Regions from separate parts of the Homo sapiens genome. Here region 2 is linked to region 1. A link is an interaction called in ENCODE POLR2A ChIA-PET data of the cell type or tissue named here. Cell type or tissue: OCI-LY7. All regions are shown on one strand. Links, peaks and the distances in the headings refer to the core of each region. The heading gives the core; the rest is flanking DNA.

The links. Peaks named below come from ENCODE experiments on the same cell type or tissue, not always from the same donor. Only the 100,000 strongest peaks of a DNase experiment are listed, where the experiment ranks them.
Region 2: POLR2A ChIA-PET joins it to region 1 with 10 read pairs; 3 of 35 experiments call an interaction of 5 or more read pairs at or near these places.

Annotation. Positions count from the first base shown.
Region 1 is chr6:110,316,502-110,327,392 of GRCh38, reverse strand. METTL24 (methyltransferase like 24) reads left to right here. Exons shown (of 5, transcript NM_001123364.3): 2 at 4,521-4,619. Among named protein-coding and RNA genes, the nearest start is that of METTL24, 36 kb to the left of the region's middle. RefSeq lists an enhancer at 3,946-4,553. In OCI-LY7, for the core only: no CTCF peak of the experiment used is centred there; no DNase peak of the experiment used is centred there.
Region 2 is chr6:110,200,380-110,211,270 of GRCh38, reverse strand. CDC40 (cell division cycle 40) reads right to left here. Exons shown (of 15, transcript NM_015891.3): 3 at 9,584-9,713; 4 at 3,682-3,765; 5 at 2,048-2,187; 6 at 468-564. Among named protein-coding and RNA genes, the nearest start is that of CDC40, 25 kb to the right of the region's middle. In OCI-LY7, for the core only: no CTCF peak of the experiment used is centred there; DNase peaks (open chromatin) are centred at 5,210 and 6,560; H3K4me3 peaks cover 2,092 bases; H3K27ac peaks cover 3,109 bases.

The DNA.
Region 1 (10,891 bases), core at 3,598-8,597:
GAAGAATACTATTTGTGGACCCTTAAGATCATTCTATAGTTTCACCATATTGATTTACCATATGGATTCTAAATTATTGATCTGTGAAGTTACTTTTGTATGTTAGCTCAGGTTAAATGCTGCTACTGTGTTTAAGATGTCTTTAATAATGCTGGAAAGACCTTTGATGTGCTTTTGGGCTTCTAGTAGTGGAGACTGCTTCCCATGCTCTGCCTTTGTATTTTCAGTCATTTATTTTGGAGTAATACTCAGGCGCTGTACCTTTTTGTGCCCCCAGTGTACCCTGTAGAGATCTCTGTCAGAGCCCCTATAACCGTTATGGCATTTATTGGTTTACACAGCTGTGGCCTATATTAAATTGTGACACAGAGCCTGGCATGTGGCACAAATGCCCACTGAATGAATGAATGACTCCTTGGTCAAGTCTCACTGCCTCTTTCCAAAGAATGCTGGAACAAGAAGCCTTCCATTTGCCCCTGCTGGCCCAACCTCCACCCTGCTCCACCCCGGGAGGCTGACCTGCAGGGACCAAGCACAGCCTCAGTCTTCCCTGCTTTCCCTTTGAGTTTGGCCAACAGGAGGCAGGAGATTGGTGGGTGGGGCAGACAGGGTGGAGTATGTAATAGGATTGGCTGTATTCCTGTACTACAGACTTCTCCATATAGTTCCCTTTAGACTTGTAAGGGCTCTCCGGTGTTACCAGACACAGGTATTGCATTATTTATTCTTTATTGGTTTCCTTAAGCCCTGCCCACACCTTTGTAAATAGACTTTTTGTTAAATTCTCTCAAATTAGCCAGTTTGAATGAGCCCACTGGATCCTGCTGGGTCCCTGACTGATTGCCCAAGTCACCCAGTTAACAACATTGGTTATAATCTAGGTGTAATACCTTTCCTCACTCACCATAAGCATACGGCCAACACTCTTAACAAAAGACAGGTGAACAAGAGAAAAGCATAACACATTTATTTAATCAAAGTTTTACATGACATGGAAGCCTTCAGAAATGAAGACCTAGAGATGCAGGGAAAATGATCTATTTTAATGCTTAGGTTCCATGAAGATGGACAGCTACGTGGAAGTGTGATTGGACAAAAGGGTCTGATGTAATGGTAATAGACTGAGCGGGGAACCCCAGCAAGGCCTGTCTGTTCAGCTTCCTCTTGGTCTCTCTGTGTAGTGTTTCTTCCTCCTGGGTATGGGGCAAGATCCCTCTGGAACAAAGGTATTTGGGGAGAAGGGAGAGAGTGACCTTTGTAGATTTTATGGCTTGCTTTGGGAAGAGGGTCTCCAGTTTCTCTCACCTGCCTTGCGGAAGAGGAATTCTGGTTTCTAGAACTCACTTTGGGGAAGAAAGAGGAGTGAGAGACAGGAGGGCCACAGAAGGTCAGAGAGAACTCGCCTTTGAGGCCCATCCAGTGTCTTTTTGAGACAGTCAAGTATAAAGGGGACCCCAGAGAAACTCTGACCAGCCTGTGCACTGGGAGGAATGCACAACGGGCCAGAGCCCCTGGGAAGTTTGCACCATTTGCAGTGGGGAGGAGCCTGGCCTCTCCTCTTCTGGGGTGGAAACTGGGATTCAATCTGTGAGGCAGGAAGCCAGCTAGCAGAACTTTTGCTTTGCTGAGAGTCCCTGTTTCTCTTTTTTCCTTTTTGCCCAGTAAATTCCATTTTTCTCACCCTTCAAAGTGTCTGTGAGCCCAGTCTCTCATGGTCATCTGACAAAGACCCCATTTTACCTGAACTAAGGAGAAAGTCCTACAACACTTTAAAGTTCATACCATGCCAAAGCACAAGACTTTGGGAAATCATATTCTGAGCCCCAACAACATCATAGTCTGTCTCCCTTGCATTATTTCAGTCAACCCCCCCTTTTAGGCCAGCCTACCTCTGAATTAGGATCAGCTGGAGCAGGAGTCAGCAAACTACAGCTTGCAGGCCCAATCCAGCCTGCTGCCTGTTTGTGTAAATGGAGCTTTATTGGAAGACAGCCATAACCATTTGTTTACTTACTGTCTATGGCTGCTTTTGAGCTACAACAGGAGGCAAAGAGTTGCAACAGAAACTGTGTGGCCTGCAAAGTCTAAAACATTGGCTATTTGACCCATTATAGAAAAGATTTTCCAACTCCTGATTTTGAGGAAAACCATAACATGTGAACTTCATCATTTTCATCCAGGGACTCCTGGGCCAGATGCTCGGGGCCCTTGTGAGTGGTCCATGACAGTGAAGTGGGAGGTTTTAAACCCCGGGCCTAGCTGAGTGCTCCTGGGACATCATATTGCTGTGCTGGCTGCTGCAGCAACCTGGGAAGCACTCACTCTGTCAATGTGACCAAGCAGGACTGGAGGCATTTGTGTTTAAATGTGTTGATAATTTATGATTTCAGAATCGAATAATTTCCTAAAGAGAACAACTCTCCTGAATATTTTAGCATTTTACTATCGAAGTTATTTTGTACATATCTGTCTCCCCCACCTGACCATGAGTGCCTCTTGGGAGAGCCTGGGTTTTAGTCATATCTCTATTTACCAGTGCCTGGCACAGAGTGGCTAAGGCTCAATAAATATTGTTTGACCAAATGGTAATCAACATCGAATTCAGAGAAGGAAAAAAGAAATGAGGGTGTGGGAGGCATTAACTGGAAAGATGTATGACTTAATGTTCTCCAGCTCTCTTACTAGAGTCTCTGCCTGCTCAGCCTGCACAGAACAAGAAGAGCTACAAGAAAAGGCTGTTCTTTCAGAAGGTGTCCCTCAGGGAAGACTGGCTACATGATTCGTGGGCCCAGTATAAAATGAAATGCAGGGCCTTTTGTTCAAAAATTTTTAAGAATTTTGACTGACTCTAGGCACACTGCCTGTGAGTTAGCCCTGCTCTGCAAGGAGCAGTAATAAAAAAAATAATAAAATTACTAAGAATTTCGAGACAGCATCAGCAGAGCATTAAACTGAGCATGGCCTCCTAAGACTGCACAGGTTGCATGCCCATACAGCTGGCCCTGCCCTATGGGTTCCTGAAAAAAGAGGCAGTCTGCGGGAAACCAGGGAGGCCTCCTTCAATCTAGAGGGACTGCGTGAGGCTCAGCCCCCACAAGGGTAGTACAGGCTGTGGGGATGTGAGACTGTGGGCTCTACAGGGATTCTGCAATGATGTGTGTCTAATAATGCCAAAACTGAATAACCCTTGATCACTTCCAAAGCGCTGGTATTGATCTCAGACGCCCAAGTGAGAATGGATTCCTCTTCCCCAAACCCAGACCGTCTGGCTTCACATAGACTAACCTTGTTCCCCACTACTTTCCTGTTTTCTATGTAACCCCGAGTCACCTAGGCCACCCCATCTAGGGGCAACAAACCACATTTGTACTAAAGCATCTCACGGCTGGCCTGTCTAGATGTTTCTTTCTTGGGTGCTGAGAGTTCCCACCACAGTACCTGACTGGAGAACACTGTGTATATGTGAATGATCCCTTTATCTTGCCCCCAGAACCCTCCCCTGCCTACTTCCTCACCATATAAAAAGGGGTTTAGGGGCCCATTCTCACTACACTGCAGGAAACCTATGCTATGACGCCCAAAGCCTTTCCTGGCACTAGACATTGACCCCGCCAGCTGCTGGAGCTCTCCCTTCCCCCAGCCCTTCCCTACCCTGCACGAGCCGTCCCCACCCCTGGGAATTGCAGCAAACCTCCTGGAGGTCTCTTGGTGTTGACAACTATAGGTGGGAGTTTTGAGCTCTAATAAGGATTTCCTGACTAGTGCCCCCTTTTTACTGGAGGGGCTACCATTTTTGTTTCCTCCAGACCATTGCATTCCCCCAACCCTTCATCCACCCATCCTTGCTACAAAAGGGGGCTGAGCGGGTCATCCTTAACCACTCTGTTCTTGGGAGCACCTCGTAACCTCTGCTAACAGGTGGTGGCTGCCTCACAGTGCTAGAAAGCCACCCTCCCCAGCCCTGGTGATGACAGTTCTGGGGTCCTCGCTCTGCCTGTGCAGGGTCCCAGCAGCCAAGGGCCGTGGTCCCATCTCCCTGCACTGAGGAAGATAAACAAATGCCCAGAACAAAGACAAGCCCCCAGCATTATGGTGCTTTGTTTAGAGAGGCACATATTCTTGAAGCTCTAAGCTTTGGGAGACTGTCGTCGATAAGGGAGTTTCTTTTCCCGGAGGAGCACAGCCTCATATAAAATAAGCTGCAGTTAAGGGAGAGCCCAATGGGGTCAAGTGGAGTTTGCCTTTGATCATACATGCAGAGTCAGACAGTCCTGGGGCCTTTGCATTCTCCTGCAAATTCCCCAACCTGGGAGTTGTGCTGTCTCCGGCCTCATTTGTCTCCCTGCGACTGATGTGGCCTTAATGACAGCAGCTCGCAAAGAGCCTCCTGCTGCCTGTGTGCATATGTGTGTGTTTTGCTGACAGCCAAAGCAGCCTTGCTTCCTCTCTGATACTGTGTCCTTCTCCTCCCACCCAGTTCCTCTTCCTTACACACAACCTATGTTTTCTGTCTCTTGCAGGGTCCCCGGTGGCATATAGATCTCCAGCCTTGGGCAGGCTCTGCTCAGTCCCTGGATGAAGAAGCCTGGAGGTTCCTGAGATATATCAGCACCACCCAGGTTGTGTTTCAGGCTCAAAGAAGTTAGAGAAGAATGTGAAAGATCCTGATTGCCTCTTTTGAAAGAAGGAGGTGGGGGAGGTTCTCAGCGACTCCTGATGAGGACTTGATGGGGAAGTGTGTTCAGAGGCATTGTTGCTTAAACTCATCCACTCACTTGGAGGCAGATAAGATACCTTCCATTTGCTAGGGCATGTTCCTTCCTCCAAGAGTGTCACCAACCTGAAATGTTTAAATGATTCATCCCAAAGTGTTTTAAAGATCCACTTTAGAAAATTGCTTTGGAAAACCATTTGAAATGACAGATTGGTCCCCGTGAGTAGGCAGTCGAGTATGTCACAAAACAAAACCATCATCTAGAGGTTCAAGCACCATTTTGTATTTGGAGGAACTTGCCTTTCCACTCTTCTGTCACAGATGCTTGGCAGCCAGGGATGTGCTAGGCAAGAGAGCAGAGGAGGCTTTGCAGGCAGTGTGCTGAGGAGTTAATGAATCCAAAGGCTCTCTATCTCAGAGCACTTGAAATCATTACTGAGCACGGGCCTTTATTAGTGACTTAACACATTGTGGTAGTTCCTGCCCAGCTCCAGGCTGAGCCAGTGCCCCGAGCAGGCAAAGAGACTGTCCATTAAGACAGTCTATGGCTCTTGACATGTTAATCAGAAGGTTCCATTCTCAAGTTGCCTGATCCCAGGGGGAAAGAGAGACAGAAAAGGAAATCAAGGCCCAAGGGAAATTTAGCCCTGAACTGAGAGGTGCTAGCAAATTAGCAGCTCAGACTGCCTGTGAGCTGCACAGAGGCCCACTCAGGAAGCTGCACAGTGGAGCTGGTGCTGCACGGGGGATCCTGGATTTTTAGAATCTCCCTCAAGCCCACTCTTGACATCCCTGTTCTCCTCCCCAGCCTCTCTGGCAGCAAAGCGCTTTTCCTCCGTAGGAGAGAATATATTTCCAGATCTTTAGGAGGTTAGTTAGTTTAGGGGTAAAAGAAAGTCTCATTTATCATATAATGCAGTGAGACAATCATAGGAATTTTAGTATTTGTCACCCAAACATGGACGTAAAAGCTTGTTGAATTAATCATGAGTGATGGGCTGTTGAATTAGTCCCTGTGCTTCTCATGATTTTATCTTATTTTGCTGCTGCAAATTAATTTGATGGACTTAGGCAGACTTAATTAAAATACTGAAATTTTAGTTTTGTAGTTTGATTTTACATGAACGATAAGAATCTGGACCTTTTAACTGTGATTTTCAAAAGCCCTTAAAGGCTCCAGAAGAAAATAAGAGGTTTTAATTTTATGAATCGGATTTGAGAACTATGGGCTTCACTCGCCAAAATAAATTTATGTAATGCAAGCTACCAAATTCCATTCTATATGTATTTCATGTTAATGTTCCATAACTTATAAAAGGCATGTTTGCTTAGAAGAAGCTATTGAGGCATGAAATGGTCATTTTTAGATCTCTCTTGGATCTTTCCCAGAAACTATGGGCTGAGAGGAGAAAATTTTTCTTTTCTTTTCTTTTCTTTTTTCAGAGACAGAGTCTCCCTCTGTTACCCAGGCTGGAGTTCAGTGGCACAATCTCAGCTCACTACAACCTCTGCCTCCCAGGTTCAAGTGGTTCTCCTGCCTCAGCCTCCCGAGTAGCTGGGATTACAGGAGCCTGTCACCATGCCCGACTAATTTTTGTATTTTTAGTAGAGATAGGGTTTTGCCATGTTGGCCAGGCTGGTCTTGAACTCCTGACCTCAGGAGATCCACCCACCTCAGCCTCCCAAAGTGCTGGGATTACAGGTGTGAGCCACTGCGCCTGGCCAAATTTTTTTTTTTAAAGCATCCTCCGTAGTCTGATCTTGTAAACCTGGGTACTTCACTTTGCTTCTCTGGCTCTCCTTGTTCTGATCCTGAAATGGAAGAGATTGTATCAAAATTATTTCTAAGGTCCCCCTCAGTTCTGTGAGCTTGTACTGTGCACAGAGCAGTATAGAATGGTTATTAACCAAGTATTTTTGAGTGTCTACAAGGTGCCAGGAACTGTTCTGGGCCCTGAGGATATAGTCTCTGCCCTTAAGGATCTAACCAACTCTTTGTGAAGGTGGATAACTGGATGTATAATTATTATTCAGCTTGATGAGCGATAATAGAGAATTTGTTGTTGAAGCTCACTAGAAGGATTTTTGTCCTCCAGAAAGAATGACGTAAAATTCCGGACCTCACAATGGTTTTTAATGCGGGGCCATTTTAGCCAGATAAGGTTCTGTGCTTTGATGTACTTCCGGGTTACTAGAAGGCCAGCAGATGGGAGTCACCAGAGATGACACTAAATGGTTCTTAATCAGAATCTTTTACTAACCAATGCTCCCTCCCCCTCCGTATGTAATGCAAAGCTTTATGGTTGCTTTTGGGGCTTATGCCTCATTTAGAACTCATCTTGACAATGAAAGCCTACGAAACTGGCAGAATATTAGAGTCACTGTTACCTAAAAATTTCAGTTAGCAGAAGTGAGTCATAATGGGCAAGGAAAAAAATAAAAGCTCTGAAGGTACTAATGCAAAATCCACCCCCATCCTCTTATGCTGCTTTTTAACATTAAGAAATATACTTCCCTCAAATCTGTGCTCAAGCTTGTACAGCAAGGCCAGCATTTGGTATGTGCATCATTGATGTATTCATTCCTCAATCCAGAGGGTATTTGTTGAACACCTGCTTTATGGCTGGCACTGTGCCAGGCCTTGGGATATTAAGCCTCAATAAAACACCCCTCCACACTGGTAAATAGGTAGGGTGCAAGAGAGTTGGGTGTTCTCTAACAGGGGGGAGACAGATGGATGGGGAAAGCTTCCTAGGCCAGAGGAGCCCGGGAGCAGAGGCATAGGGCATAGGACAGCATGGCATGAGACAGCAATGGGCGTGGCACCCCTAGACTTGTGCATTGTGGTCCTGGAGGCATGGTTGGGGTCATGCATTTTTAAATGAAATTCCAGAGGATATGGTGTTTGGGTAGAGTGTGCGGAACATCAAGCTCAGCTTAATTAGGTACTATTTTTTTTTTTCAATGTGAAAGACCATGATACACGACAGAGTTCTGTAGTCCGTGGTACACTGTCTGCTGCTAACAAGAAATAGTTAAATCATAAATACAGTGCTCTGTTCTAAGGGAAGTCTCCAGATTCAGCTTTTCATGGCAACCCCCAAACCATATGCCTCCAGGAAACATGCCTTGCAGTATAAAATTAATCTAAGCAACAGTGGCTGTTTTTAAAAAGAAAAAATAAAATATGTTTTAAAGCCTGTTTTTCTGTCTGTCATCTATCTATCTATCTATCTATCTATCTATCTATCTATCTATCTCTACCTCTCTACCTAGTTATCTACCCATCTATCAATTTGTAAGAATAACCTAAGAATAAGAACCCATGCTCTGGATATTCAGAATATAACTTTACAACAATAGTATCTGTTGTATTTACTGCTACACACACACACACACACACACACATACACACACAGGGATAAAAACAATAAGCATACAATTCTGCCCTCGAGTCTTTCAAAAATAGTGGTACTGTATAAACATAGAGCATAGAGTTGATCGTTCTGTAAACACGCAGATCATTGAAGTGATTCTTAAGTTCCAAAATTTTAAGGGCTCCCTTTGCCAGATTCTACTTATGGGTTGGCAGAAATACCATTCAAGCTTTTGGGATACAAAATGAAATGAAAATAAATTAGATCCCTTTAAGTTAAATAATTAAAAAAATTTCACAAAATATTTTTTCCTTTGTCTAGGCCTAATTTGCTTTATTTGGCTAAAATTACAAGGGGAATTAAAGAGAGACAGAGAACATAATTAGTTGAGTTGGAACTTAGCTAGAAGTTACTGCCCTCACTTATTTTGCTTACAAGAGAGCTTATTGAAGCCCTGGCCATAAATCTTAACTAGAAAGTTTGAAAAATCAATAATTAATTTTTAGGAGCAGAAGTTTATGGAGGACTTTCAGTTGTTTACAAAAGCTAATGTCTATCAATGAGGTGTTTAATAAATGGTTAAAATTGAATAATTTTTGTGTTTTATTTCTTTTCTTTTCTTTCTTTCTTTCTTTTTTTTTTTTTTTTTTGAGGTAGAGTCTTGCTCTGTTGCCCAGGCTGAAGTGCAGTGGCGCAATCTCGGCTCACTGCAACCTCCGCCCTCCCGGTTTCAAGCAATTCTGCCTCAGCCTCCCTAGTAGCTGGGATTACAGGCACATGCCAGTATGTCCGGCTAACTTTTGTATGTTTTTTTTTAGTAAAGGCGGGGTTTCACCATGCTGGCCAGGCTGGTCTCAAACTCCTGATCTTGTGTGATCTGCCTGCCTCGGCCTCCCAAAGTGCTGGGATTACAGGCGTGAGCCACCACGCCCGGCCCTTGTGTTTTATTTCTGAGCTAAGAAAGGAAGAGGGGACCTTATCAGGGGGAGTGAATGAAAAAGAATGTCTCTTCAATAGAGATATATCTGTCCAAGATGAAATCTGTAGAATAAGAAGAAATGCTTAAAGTAGACAAAGTGTCATCTTTAATAAAATAAAACCCTAGTTCCTGACTTTAGCAAAGGAGGAACTGCTGGACCTGAAAGCCCTCACTGCGGATCTTCAATGCCTACCTGACTTTTGGAGGCCTCTGGCTAACTGTCAGTGCTAACCCCTTCAACCCATTGTTAGGGTTGGGAGTCAGAGGGGCTGATGTTTTCAGTTTAAAGCTCTGGCCCAAGTATAGCCTCTTTTAATTTTCTGAGGCAGAGATGTGACTAGGCTGGAACCTTTCACTGGGGCTTTACAAAAGGCCTCCAGTAAACTCAAAAGGCCATCTGCATAAAAATCACCTGGGGGAGCTTATTAAAATGCATGTTCTCAGGTATCAGCCTCAAAGATTCTGAGTTTGTAGATCTGGAGGGAGGCCCAGGAATCTGCATTTTAAGTACCTCCCAGGTGATTCTGATGTAGGCGGACCGTATGTTGAGAAACACTGTGGGAAAGGTTAGAGCTAGGTTTGGATGGCATTAGGAGGGAATGATGAGCAAGGTCCTGCAAACATCACATCTTCATCTGTCATTATGGAGGTGTTTAGGGAGATACGTACACAAAGAACAATAGCAAATGGGGATCATCATACCATTTTAATAAAAATATCCCAGGAGACTTCCCCCAAGCAGATGGCTCTGGCTTATAAGGTCCAGGCATGCTTTGGGGGCACACACAGCTGCCCTGGACTAACTAGTTTCCCACTGGAGGTGGAGCTCAGGAAGGTGCCCATGTTTAAGACACAGTAATCTGTCCACTAGCAGAACAGGGTCCAATGAACACACTGAGTTCTGACTAACTAGATTAGCAACTTCTCTTCCCTTAGGTGAGTGGGTGGAGAATAGGAGGTGGGCAGGCAGAGACATAATTTCCATTTATCTGTGGGAGAATAGTAGGAGATGAATTATCAAATTAACATGTTGACGCACCCAGTTAATAAATGTATTCTGTAGCTGTTGCTTCAGAAAAGATTCAATTCCATTTTCTCTGATTATTTTGTCCTTTAAACAGTTGTTGGAGATAGAGAAGTAGAAAAATAGTGGATTCCAGGAAAAGATATATAGGGGTTTCACTTTTTCAGCTTTCCTCTGAGATGTCCAAATCCTACCAGAAGACTTAACATTCACTGATAAATAGTGCAGGATGATTTTGCCAGGCCAGCCGGAGGGGATAGCAAGAGTAATGCAGATGCTGTGTTAGTCGAATAGGCTCCACGTAATATGCTCTTCTTAGATTAAAATTTTGGAAAATCAGTTAAAGGATTAGGCAAGCCTAGAATATCTTTTTTTTCTTTTCTTTTCTTTCTTTCTTTTATTTTTTTGAGACAGGGTCTGGTCTTGCTCTGTTGCCCAGGCTGGAGTGTAGAGGCACAATCATGGCTCACTGCAGCCTCAACCTTCCAGGCTCAATTAATCAACCCCCCTGAATAGCTGGGACTACAGGCACATGCCACCATGCCCAGCTAATGTTTATATTTTTTGTAGAGATGAAGTTTTGCCATGTTGCCCAGACTGGTCTCGAGCTCCTGGGCTCAAGCGATCCTCCTGCCTCGGCCTCCCAAAGTGTTGGGATTATAGGCATAAGCCACCATGCCTGGCCCTAGAATATCTTCTTAGGAAGAAAATTACTTGCTGTTAATGTTTTCCAATGGATGAAAGCAATGAATCTCAAAACGTTCTTTGCATCTGGAGCGGTCTGTGGTCTATGCTGT
Region 2 (10,891 bases), core at 3,009-8,008, 120 kb after region 1:
AATAAGTATGAGAGCCTTAAGCTCCATCTTTTCACACGAAAATCCAAGTTTATTCTGAATATAGCTGAATAACGATTATGAACTGTGAGGATACCTGAGTATTTGGCTTCATTAAAAACATTTAAAATGACTGGGGCACTATTAATACACCAAAAGAGTCAACTTTATCTTACGAAAGAATAGATTGTGGACTATTCAAGTTTCTTTTTATCTACCATTTAATAAAATTCATTCACACTTGGAAAAAAATTATCTGTGGCTATCATTAATCATGCTATTTTTTCTCCTTTATCAGTATACAGAAGTCTGCTGTAATTTCCTTGGGATACAAATTGTCCAACACAATTATACTTAACATAATGATTTTATTACAGCTGATAGTAAGGGTAATTGATATTGTATGAACAGCGAACAGAGTAAATATGAAGGTTTTTCATAAAAATGAAGATGTACAAAAAATATGTTACCATGTAAGATTGTCTTCTCCTCCCCAGGTTTCTCTTCTTCCTGTTTTCCTTTTTTCTGCCTCTTTGCTGTGATTTCATCCAATTCTTTTTGCTCTTCCTAAGAAAATTAAGGAGTGAAATTTAAAATGAATGTTCTAGAACCTCATTATACCTAAAGTTGGTTATAAATTCTTTATAATGACTTCTACATATCTGGTCCGAGTATGTTCCCAGGATAACAAGCTCAACACTTTTTTTTTTTTTTTTTTTTTCTGAGATGAGTCTCGCACTGTCGCCCAGGCTGGAGTGCAGTGGCGCGAATCTCTGCTCACTGCAACCTCCCTCTTCCTAGTTCAAGCAATTCTCCTGCCTCAGCCTCCCGAGTAGCTGGGACTACTCGGTGCACACTACCACGCCTGGCTAATTTTTTCTGTTTTAGTAGAGACAGGGTTTTACTGTGTTGCCCAGGCTGGTCTCGAACTCCTGAGCTCTGGCAATGCGCCCGCCTCGGCCTCCCAAAGTGCTGGGCTTACAGGCCCGGCCAAGCTCAAGTCTTCTATAAGCAGAGACTGATTACCTCTTCCACAAATTATGAAATGGTACTAAATACATAATGGATACTAGATAATACTTTTCAACTATATAAAATCAGTTTTCAAAACTTATCCTTCTGTGACACCTAGAAATAAATTTTAACATGTTATACTAGTTATACAAGTAAAAAGACAAGGCAATCAGAAAATCTAGTTTCAGAATGGAAACTGAATTTTAGCACATAATGTTGTTTTTCAGTTAATTGTTTTTACATACTCCTAAGGATATAAGTGATAGCTATACATTTGTGACACAATTTTTTTGGGAGGAGCTGGGGACAGAAGATGGGGTAGTAGTAAATCTCTATCTATAATAACAAGTCAACAGATAAAATCTAAAATAAAAAATAGTAGAATAAGTTTATTCATCTTAGATATCACCTGTTTATTTCTATTACTATAAACATGGATTTACTGGATGTAAGTAACAGCTAGAATATAAGCTTCATGAGGTCATGATTTTCTTGATCTTGTCCACTGCTGTATGCCTGGGACCTAGAACACTCTCTGGCTCATGGAGACAGTGAGATTAGGAGGTGAGGAAGGGAACGGCAGAGCATTTACTTTACAAACTTTATAGTAGTTTTTAAGATATATATAGAGATAAAATTTGTTGAAAATTTTAAATAAATTCATAAATCAATAAAATTTATAATCAATTCTAGTGTCACAGAAGGCTGATTTTGTAGTTACTATCTGAATGTCTAGTATCAGAAGAGTAGCTACCATGGCAGCTTAATAGCAATATCAAGGAAATCTTTATGAAAATTGTTCAATATTGTATTTTAATAAAAAAGCATGAGAGAAAACAAATCAGCAGAAAAGGTAAATAAAAATATCCCAAAGAAAAACAAATAAATTTTATTGTATATTTTCAATCAACTAAAGGCAGAAAAATTTTGATGAGTCATTTGGTTCTCTAAAGAAATCTCAAGTTTATTAATGTAGATATCCTTCATAGAGATACAGCGTATACCTGAATTGACAATTAAAAACATCAAAGCTTACTTCTGAAGGTTTGGCTACATCTTTTTCATCCACATATTTTGCCCATGGTCCCAAAAAACCATCAATATTGGATGCATCATTTTCTTTAAACTTTTTCCTCTTTTCTGTTTTCTTCTGACCAGTTTCAAATACAGTTAAACCTACGTTAACAAAAAAAAAATTAAAAAAAAAACTGAGAGATTACAAAGATGTACATTTTCTAAAGAAATATGAACATATGTTTAATTTTATTTTATATGGTTAAAGAAAGATGATTGTTCAAGTGACCCCAGAGTTATTAAAAAACAATCTACATGAATCTACCATATACGCTGACTCATGCTACAGAAAAAGGGATTCAACCTTCTGGGCAAAGACACTTAAAACTAATTCAATATTCTGCAAATTCTAATACTGTATACTTAAAGAAGAGACCCAAATATGTACTCCTACAATGGCGCACAAGCCTTTTATTGAATCAAAAAGCTGTGTCAGTGGATTTGTACGACTTTCTGGAAAAAACTCAGAAACTCATTATTGCTAAGTAATAATAAAGTGACATTTGGAAGCAAGAATAAACTGTAATTTATCATTTTAAAACTAAATTAAACTAAATTACTGTAAGTACTTAATAACTTATCTTCACTTCACTTGTAATGCAAAAATGTAAATCAAACAAGGTTTCACCAGAAATGGTATTCCTTCCAAGTGATTTCAGTCTCATCTTGACCTCTAATATCATTAACGTTAACAGTAAAAGAAAAGGAGAAGGAGGGTGTTTCTGGTTGAGATTTTGATTTGATTAGTAGGAGGTGGCATACTGTGTATAGTCATTAACTTGGAAAAAGAAAGGTTTGTGGAATCATAGTCACAAGTTAACTAAGAATCTAGCTACCTTTAGATGGGACTTGCAGAGGTCTAGCTTAAAGAAGAAATGTCTACCTATATTAATTCAGGCTATGTTTTATAGCAAAAGCCTGTTAAAATTCTATTTTAACAATAATCTAGCTCATATACAGAGACCAGCCAGATCACATAGGATCTATAGCTACTAAGCACAAATGTCCCATGCAACCAACCAGCAAATTACTTTTTAAATTGCATTTTATGGATAATATTCTAATGGACTGATGAGGCTTGTGACAAGTTAGCGTTTAGCGTATGATGTTTTGTCTTATTGTAAGTACAAAATGAATATGAATACAAGCATACATACAACACATATTCAAACTCAACCTTCAAAGCAACTCTTCAAAGACAATCTTCACAGACTTACCAAATAAAGTATTTCTACTCTGTTAAAATGAAGCTTGACATTAATGTTGAGAAATCAATTGCCAAAATTATCTATACATTAGTTGTAATTTATTGAGTGATTTCTACAGGGTTGGCATGGTGCCAAGTACTCAAAGTAACTCAAAGAGATATGTATCATTATTTTCCCTACAAGATTCCACAACTAGTAAGCGGCAAAAGCAAGCTCTAAACTGTAACATTTCTGAACTATATTGCTCTAAACTGTATCGCTCCATTGTTTCAACTTTAAAAAAAAAAGCGCTAAATACTATTTTTTACTGTCTAATTAAAGTCACTCTGCAAGACACTAATTATAGATGTGTAGGTATATATGATATCAAATGTTTCAAATAAATTACCTTGATTTTTTTCAGCTTCTTCTACAGAACCAATATATTTAGCAGACACTTGATGATTATCTAATGAAGGGTCTAATGCATAACCTGAAAGCAAAAAAGTGAAAATTATTAACTCCATTTTGCTGTTTAAATTCATTTTATTATTATAATACAAATATACACATTTCACATTTTCTTTCCCAGATGTCAAAAATGATCTCTAACTCAGGACCAATCAGGACCAATCATTCTGCCCTGAGCTATATTGCTTCCTTTTTTTTTTTTTTTTTTTTTTTGAGATAGGGTCTCACCCTGTCACCCAGGCTGGAGTGCAGTGGTGTAATCTCGGCTCACTGCAACCTCCGCCTTCCAGGCTCAAGCAATTCTCCTGCCTCAGCCTCCAGAGTAGCTGGGATTACAGGCATGCGTCATTACCCCTAGCTAACTTTTGTATTTTTTTGGAGAGATGGGGTTTCACCATGTTGGCCAAGCTGATCTTGAACTCCTGACCTTAAATGATCCACCGCCTTGGCCTCCCAAAGTGCTGGCATTACAGGTGTGAGCCACCACTCCCGGCCCCTGAGCTATATTTCTATTTAGAACCCAAAGCTATATTTTTCTATTTAGAACCCAAAGCTCAGGCTAGACTCCAGCATAATATGTTTCTTATAGGATGAATTTTGCATACTGACATTACATTACTAAGAGCCTCTCTGGCCAACACATCAAACTTTAGTTTTAAATATTCTAAGAGCTTGAAAATACATGTACATGATGCACTTGGAAATCTAGAAACCATTTTCCTTTTCTTCTTGGTAATAGATATTGCAGGGCTAAGTTTATCAAATTATGTAAATTATTAAATAAAAAAGGGTAAGAAGATTACATAAAATCTAGCTATTATTTTGAAAATACCATTTGCAGTAAGGACAGTCTTCCTTCCCAATCTTAATATATTTCTATTTCATCAATCATTCTTTATATTTCCTTAAGAGAAGGAAGGATATCTACCAGCATACGAATGTGCTTTTTAAACTAATTATAAAGTATGTAGCTACATATAAATGTGGTCTTCAGTGGTCCATGGGAATTTAAGGAAAGAAAGTCTACCTAAGTTAGCTCAAATCAGTTTTTTTCTCAAATGGGTGTGCTAGCACAGTAAATGTTTGGTAACATTAGTCTGGTATATTCACAAGAGTGCTAAATCACTGATCACTTTATGGCCTACAACTCATGTGTACGATAATAGAATACATAAAAAAGTACTAAGCCCATTTTTTCTAAAGGGCACATCCTAGAGGATAGACTTATTATTTTCATTTTTCATCCAAAGTAGTCCCAGCTACTCGGGAGGCTGAGGCAGGAGAATGGTGTGAACCGGGGAGGTGTAGCTTGCAGTGAGCTGAGATCGCGCCACTGCACTCCAGCCTGGGCGACAGAGCGAGACTCCATCTCACACACACACACAAAAAAACAGAATATAGGGAACTTCTTTTGGGGAACAGAAAAAGATTCATCATGAAGCATGCTTTTCAAACAAGCTAAGGATGTAAGTGCTGAACTCACCCTCATGATATGCTATAACAGAACCAACCACCTGGCTATTAGCTGATTTGCATATAGTTTTTTTCAGCATTAAAATATGTTCTTAACCAGAGGAGAGAGCTTGGTGGCAGAAAATCAGCCTTTGGAGTAGAATCTCTGAAATCACAGGTTCAAATCCCATGAGTTATTTTGTCTTTAATCTCTTTGATGTACAGAAGTGTTCTGCACATAACTTTTTCCAAAAAATGAGACTTTTATAAGCTCATACCATGTTAAAAGTTTCCATTTCAATAATAAAAAACGTATCTAGCTAGAATGTAAATTTCTACTTTGAAAGGAGACTTAACGTCTACATAAATAGCATTTCATGACGCGTCTGGAAGGGTGAAGGAGTAGACAGAGAGGGAAGAGGTATCCCTGGTCCTTGTCTCTGTGTAAGCACCATTCCCCAACTCATCTGGCCACTGTCTTGTTACTCAGAAAAATAAGTTATGCTTTCCTCTTGCTCCACATCCTCTGTGGTAAAAATCTTTACTGCCATACCACCATCCCCACTACTGCCTTCCACCCCAGGTGATTAGAAAACAGTATTATTTTCCTTTTACAAATAAGAGTTAAATATTTGGCCTTATGTCTTACTACAAATCAGCCAGTGATAGAACAAGATCTAATTCTAACACTACTAAATTTCAGTCCAATTTGTTTTCTCACTATCTTGTGTCTCAAATAAGTGAATATTTCTACATTTCTTAAATATTCTTATCTATCTTCCTGAAGCTTGTTTTCCCTTTTATCTTTTTAATGGAATTAATGTCTACTTTCTTCCCTTCGGCAGTCTTATTTGAAATGGCCATAATATTGATTTTATTATTATACCCTTAAGATTATTAAACTAATAATAATTATTAAAACTAATTCCATTAGGCAAATGAAAAGAGACTATAAACAATTTGCAAAAGAATGGTCATAAATATATGAAAAAACCTTCGACCTCACTAGTAGTCCGGAAAAATCAAGTTGCAATAAAGAAATATAATACTTTGATTATCAAGTAAACAAAGGAAAAACAATCATATGGATCTTTGATGAAGAGAAATAGGGCCGGGCATCGTGGCTCAGGCCTGTAATCCCAGCACTTTGGGAGGCCAAGGAAGGCAGATTACTTGAGGCCAGGAGTTTTGAGACAAGTCTGGCCAATATGGTAAAACCCCATCTCTACGAAAAATACAAAAAAAAACATTAGCTATGTGTGGTCGTTCATGCCTGTAATTCCAGCTACTCAGGAGGCTGAGGCATGAGAATTGCCTGAACCCCAGAGGTAGAGGTTGCAGTGAGCAGAGATCCCACAACTGCACGGCCTGAGTGACAGAGCGAGATCCTGTCTCAAAAAAAAAAAAAAAAAAAAAGAGAAATAGGACTTTTATACACTGTGGTGGTAGAGTAGGTTGAGAGAATTCTTTTGGAAAGCAATTTGATAATATATACCAAAAGCTTTTAAAACACATATTCTTTTACCTACGTTTGGGAACTCATTTAAGAAAATAGTATAAAATAATATAAGAACATGTAAAGTTTTATGTACAAAAATATTCACTACCATGTTTTAAAATGCACTTTGTAGCATAACATACATCACATTTTTAATAGTGAAAACTGGAATCAAACTGAAATCTAAATGATACAAGTAATTCTTTTAAAAATTATATCTTTGTTCAGTAGACTGTTTTTAAAAAATCATTTAAAAATGTTAATAAGGGCGGGCACGGTGGCTCATGCCTGTAATCCCAGCACTTTGGGAGGCTGAGGCGGGTGGATCACAAGGTCAGGAGATCGAGACCATCCTGGCTAACATGGTGAAACCCCGTCTCTACTAAAAATACAAAAATTAGCCAGGCGTGGTGGCGGGTGCCTGTAGTCCCAGCTACTAGGGAGGCTGAGGCAGGAGAATGGCGTTGAACCCAGGAGGCGGAGCTTGCAGTGAGCTGAGATCGCGCCACTGCACTCCAGCCTGGGCAAGAGAGTGAGACTGTCTCAAAAAAAATAAAATAAAAATGTTAATAAAGGATTTCAAATATTGAAGTTAAAACTCATGTTAATAATTATTGTGAGACTAAAAGTATTTATTTAAAATTCTATTTTCCACTTCTGTAGGTGGGTGTAGAGAAAATTCTAGATGAAAGTCGAACAAAAGGAAGAAACTTCATTGAGAAGCCCCAAGTAAGACTGGCAGGGGAGCAGGCAGAAAACAGGACAAAATTCACACAACCACTGAGGGGCTGAGAAGTCAGGAGAAATACCATAAATGCAAGCTAAAAGCAAAACTGTAGAGTAAGTAAACGGGATGACACAGTAAATGAGACTATTTTCAGTGATAAGGACTCTACAGGTGGGCTCTATGATAAACTAACTGCATTGTAGAATATAAATCTTCCAGAAATAATTCACTGAGATTATAACAATCTTACAACTTTTAAAAATGGGAAGAAAATTAAAATAAATATTTGTATTATATTCCAGCAGTGATAGCCCAGGGTTATGAGATTGAGGTAAAACTGAATTCATGTGTCACCTCCTGTATGTCTGTTAGATAACACCACTACAAGGTATAAGAAAGGTTTGCTTCCTTGCACTTTGCAAATGAGGGAAGGTAACGGAAAGGTCTCACAGCCTTACATTTCATGTGGAAAGATTAAAAAACAAGAACAACAACAACAAAAGTTGATAGGAATCTGGTATAGGAATTACTATCAGAAGTCAGATAAGAACTTTCTATAAGAAAATTATAGGACAAACTAATAGAAGTCATATACTTGCTCAGTACCTGGGGGCAAAGAAAAAACAGACAGTGTTAAAACTAAGGTTTAAAGAGACAGTTGTTAAAGCTTAGACAAGACTGATCTTATTTACTAAGTTCACTTATTAAGTTTACTTGAACTTAATAAACTGTCTCTTTAAACCTCAGTTTAAACCTAAATCTTACTAAGTTCACTTGAACTTAATAAATAAGATCGACCTTATCTAAGATCTATCATAAAGGAGACAAACCAAAATTTTCTTAGTTTTGTAACTGGCCATTCCGTTTATTTTAGGCTGCCTAATATACTATAGCCCCAAATTCATTTTTTGTCTTTAACTCAATAGTTCAACCTGTGTCCTAGCTCTCCACTTCCTAGTGGGAGAGGCAAAAATCTCCCACTTTATTTTATTTTAGGCTGCCTAATATACTATAGGCTGCCTTTATTTTAGGCTGCCTAATATACTATAGCCCCAAATTCATTTTTTGTCTTTAACTCAATAGTTCAACCTGTGTCCTACCTCACCACTTCCTAGTGGGAGAGGCAAAAATCACCAGATACTTAAAACAAACAAACAAACAAACAAAAAAACACAACCCATTTCTGAAACCAGGTCTAAAGCCAGCTGAAGAGTTTTAAATCCTTATTCTTGTTATAAGGTAATTTAAGAAGAAAAGTAGGTATCGGTATAAACTTACTTGGACTTTTGTTTTGTTTTAAAGGAAACAAGAGAACTAAATTATTGCTTAAGGTCCTTCTAAAGTCGAAGACAATAAGTCTTTAAAAGTCTCTTATTATAGGTTAGAATATAACAAAATCATGATGTAACAGTTTATTTTTATGTGCTGCACATTACTTTAGATTTACATGGGACCCCTTATACAAGCAATGGGTATAACATATTTGTAACCATTTTATTGGACTGGAAGTGTCATAGAACTGTTTTGGGTGATTTAAGTGGTATATAGCCTTGGCTGTGATATTTGGTACATTCTAAGTCTATTACAATCTTACCATGGTGAAGTATGATCTAATACATGATAATCCTCTATACAAGCAGTTTCCACGCACATTAAATTTTTAAAATCCCACCACTGGTAGGATGTAATTATTTTACATAATGAATTTTTCGCTATTCTCTTTCCTGATACCCTTCAGTGATCAAGAGAAAGCATTTCCAAGATAAGATTTGAGAAACAGAGTAAAGTTAAATAGCCTATAATAAGATAAAAAAGTAACCTCTTAACACTATCTTTTCATTTGCCAACTTTAACAGCAACCTACATGTAATGGATATAAAATAACAAATGTCCATTACCTAGTACGACAACAAAGAGCATTCTGGTTAAGATCACAGAATATTTCCAGTACTCAGAAATCACAGTGGATTTACAATGACAGCTAAAAATATGAGTTCACCTTCCCATTTATATAAATATTTAAGGATATGTATAGGAAGGCATACTATCCTTTCTGAAGGAATCCAGTGAATTTTAAAAGCCAGAAGATAAAACAGACTAACACACACAGATCACACTTCTAATAAAGCCAAAATTGAAACTGCTTAAGTCTTATCACCTTACCATATGTTGCAAAAGTTCTCCTTTGCTGCTCAAACATGAAATCATTGATATGAGCTGGTTCGGCATATCCAGAAAGCATATTTCTAGGGGCAGCCATTTGCTGTGTCCTAAAGGGATTTTCTGGTCCAAACTGCAATGTTACAAGAAAAAAAATAAAATAAAATAAGAAAGACACAAAAGTTCTGAGTATATGGAAGTTAGAATTACTGGAATAACTGTACAAAAAAAGGGCCTATTAACCTATCTGGGAACACATTAGCCTGATACGGTTCAGTGCAGCTGGGCAATGGCTGATTAGCACCATTTGTCAGCCCCTGGGACAGAAGGAGAGGAACCCCTCTCACTCAAATCTATATGTAGCTATTTATTTCAAGAGCTCAGTAGCCCCATGTGGTTGTCAGCTACTACATTCACATTATTGCAGAAGTTCTACTTCACAGTGATGCTCTAGATAATTGAGAGTTACTATAGTTTCCCCAAACCATGATTTCGGGGATTTGGGGTGACTTTTATATCAACAGTGGTACTGTCATATAATTTTTTTTAAAAACTACATGTTTCTTTTCCACTAGTTCCTCAAAGTGGGAGACTCAGAATACTCAATATTTACCACAGTGCCTGGCATATAGAAAGTACTAATGAAGGAAAGATTAATCAGAATTCCATTGGGGGTGGAGGATAGAAAAACAGACAACAAAAATAAAGTGCTTGAAAAAGTCCCTAGGAAAAGATATTGCAAATGTCAATAAAATATCTCCACTCTGAGAAGTCACACTATGAAGAGTCACATTACTTTTCTTATACCGAATAGTGCCAAATTATTATTTGCTTATAATACTTTTGAGTTTCCAGAATGTTTTTCCAAATGCTATTTAATCCTGACAAGTTAAACAAGTATTCTCCTTCTCATGCTGCAAATGAAGAAAAAACCCCCAAAGGCAATGTATTTTACCTGCCCTAGGATCAAAAGTTTTATTAATTGGCAGAACCAGGGCTAGAACAAACAGCAGTCAAGCATTCTATTACATCATAAAGTTCCTTAAATGCACCATCAGAGCCTCTAACTTTTAAAAATTGAGTAAAAAATTACCAGAATATATTATGTCAAGTGCTATTAATTTAATACTATTATAAAAGGTACTGGGAAAATCCAACTCTTTTTTTGTTTGTTTTTAAATAAAGAATCAAATGAGCTTCCCACTTTGGAAAGGGCGAAAATAATAGGATATTTTCATCTGAACTCTGTAAGACCCACCGTCATGATGAATTATTTTGACATTAGAACATTGTAGGTCATTACCATTAGAA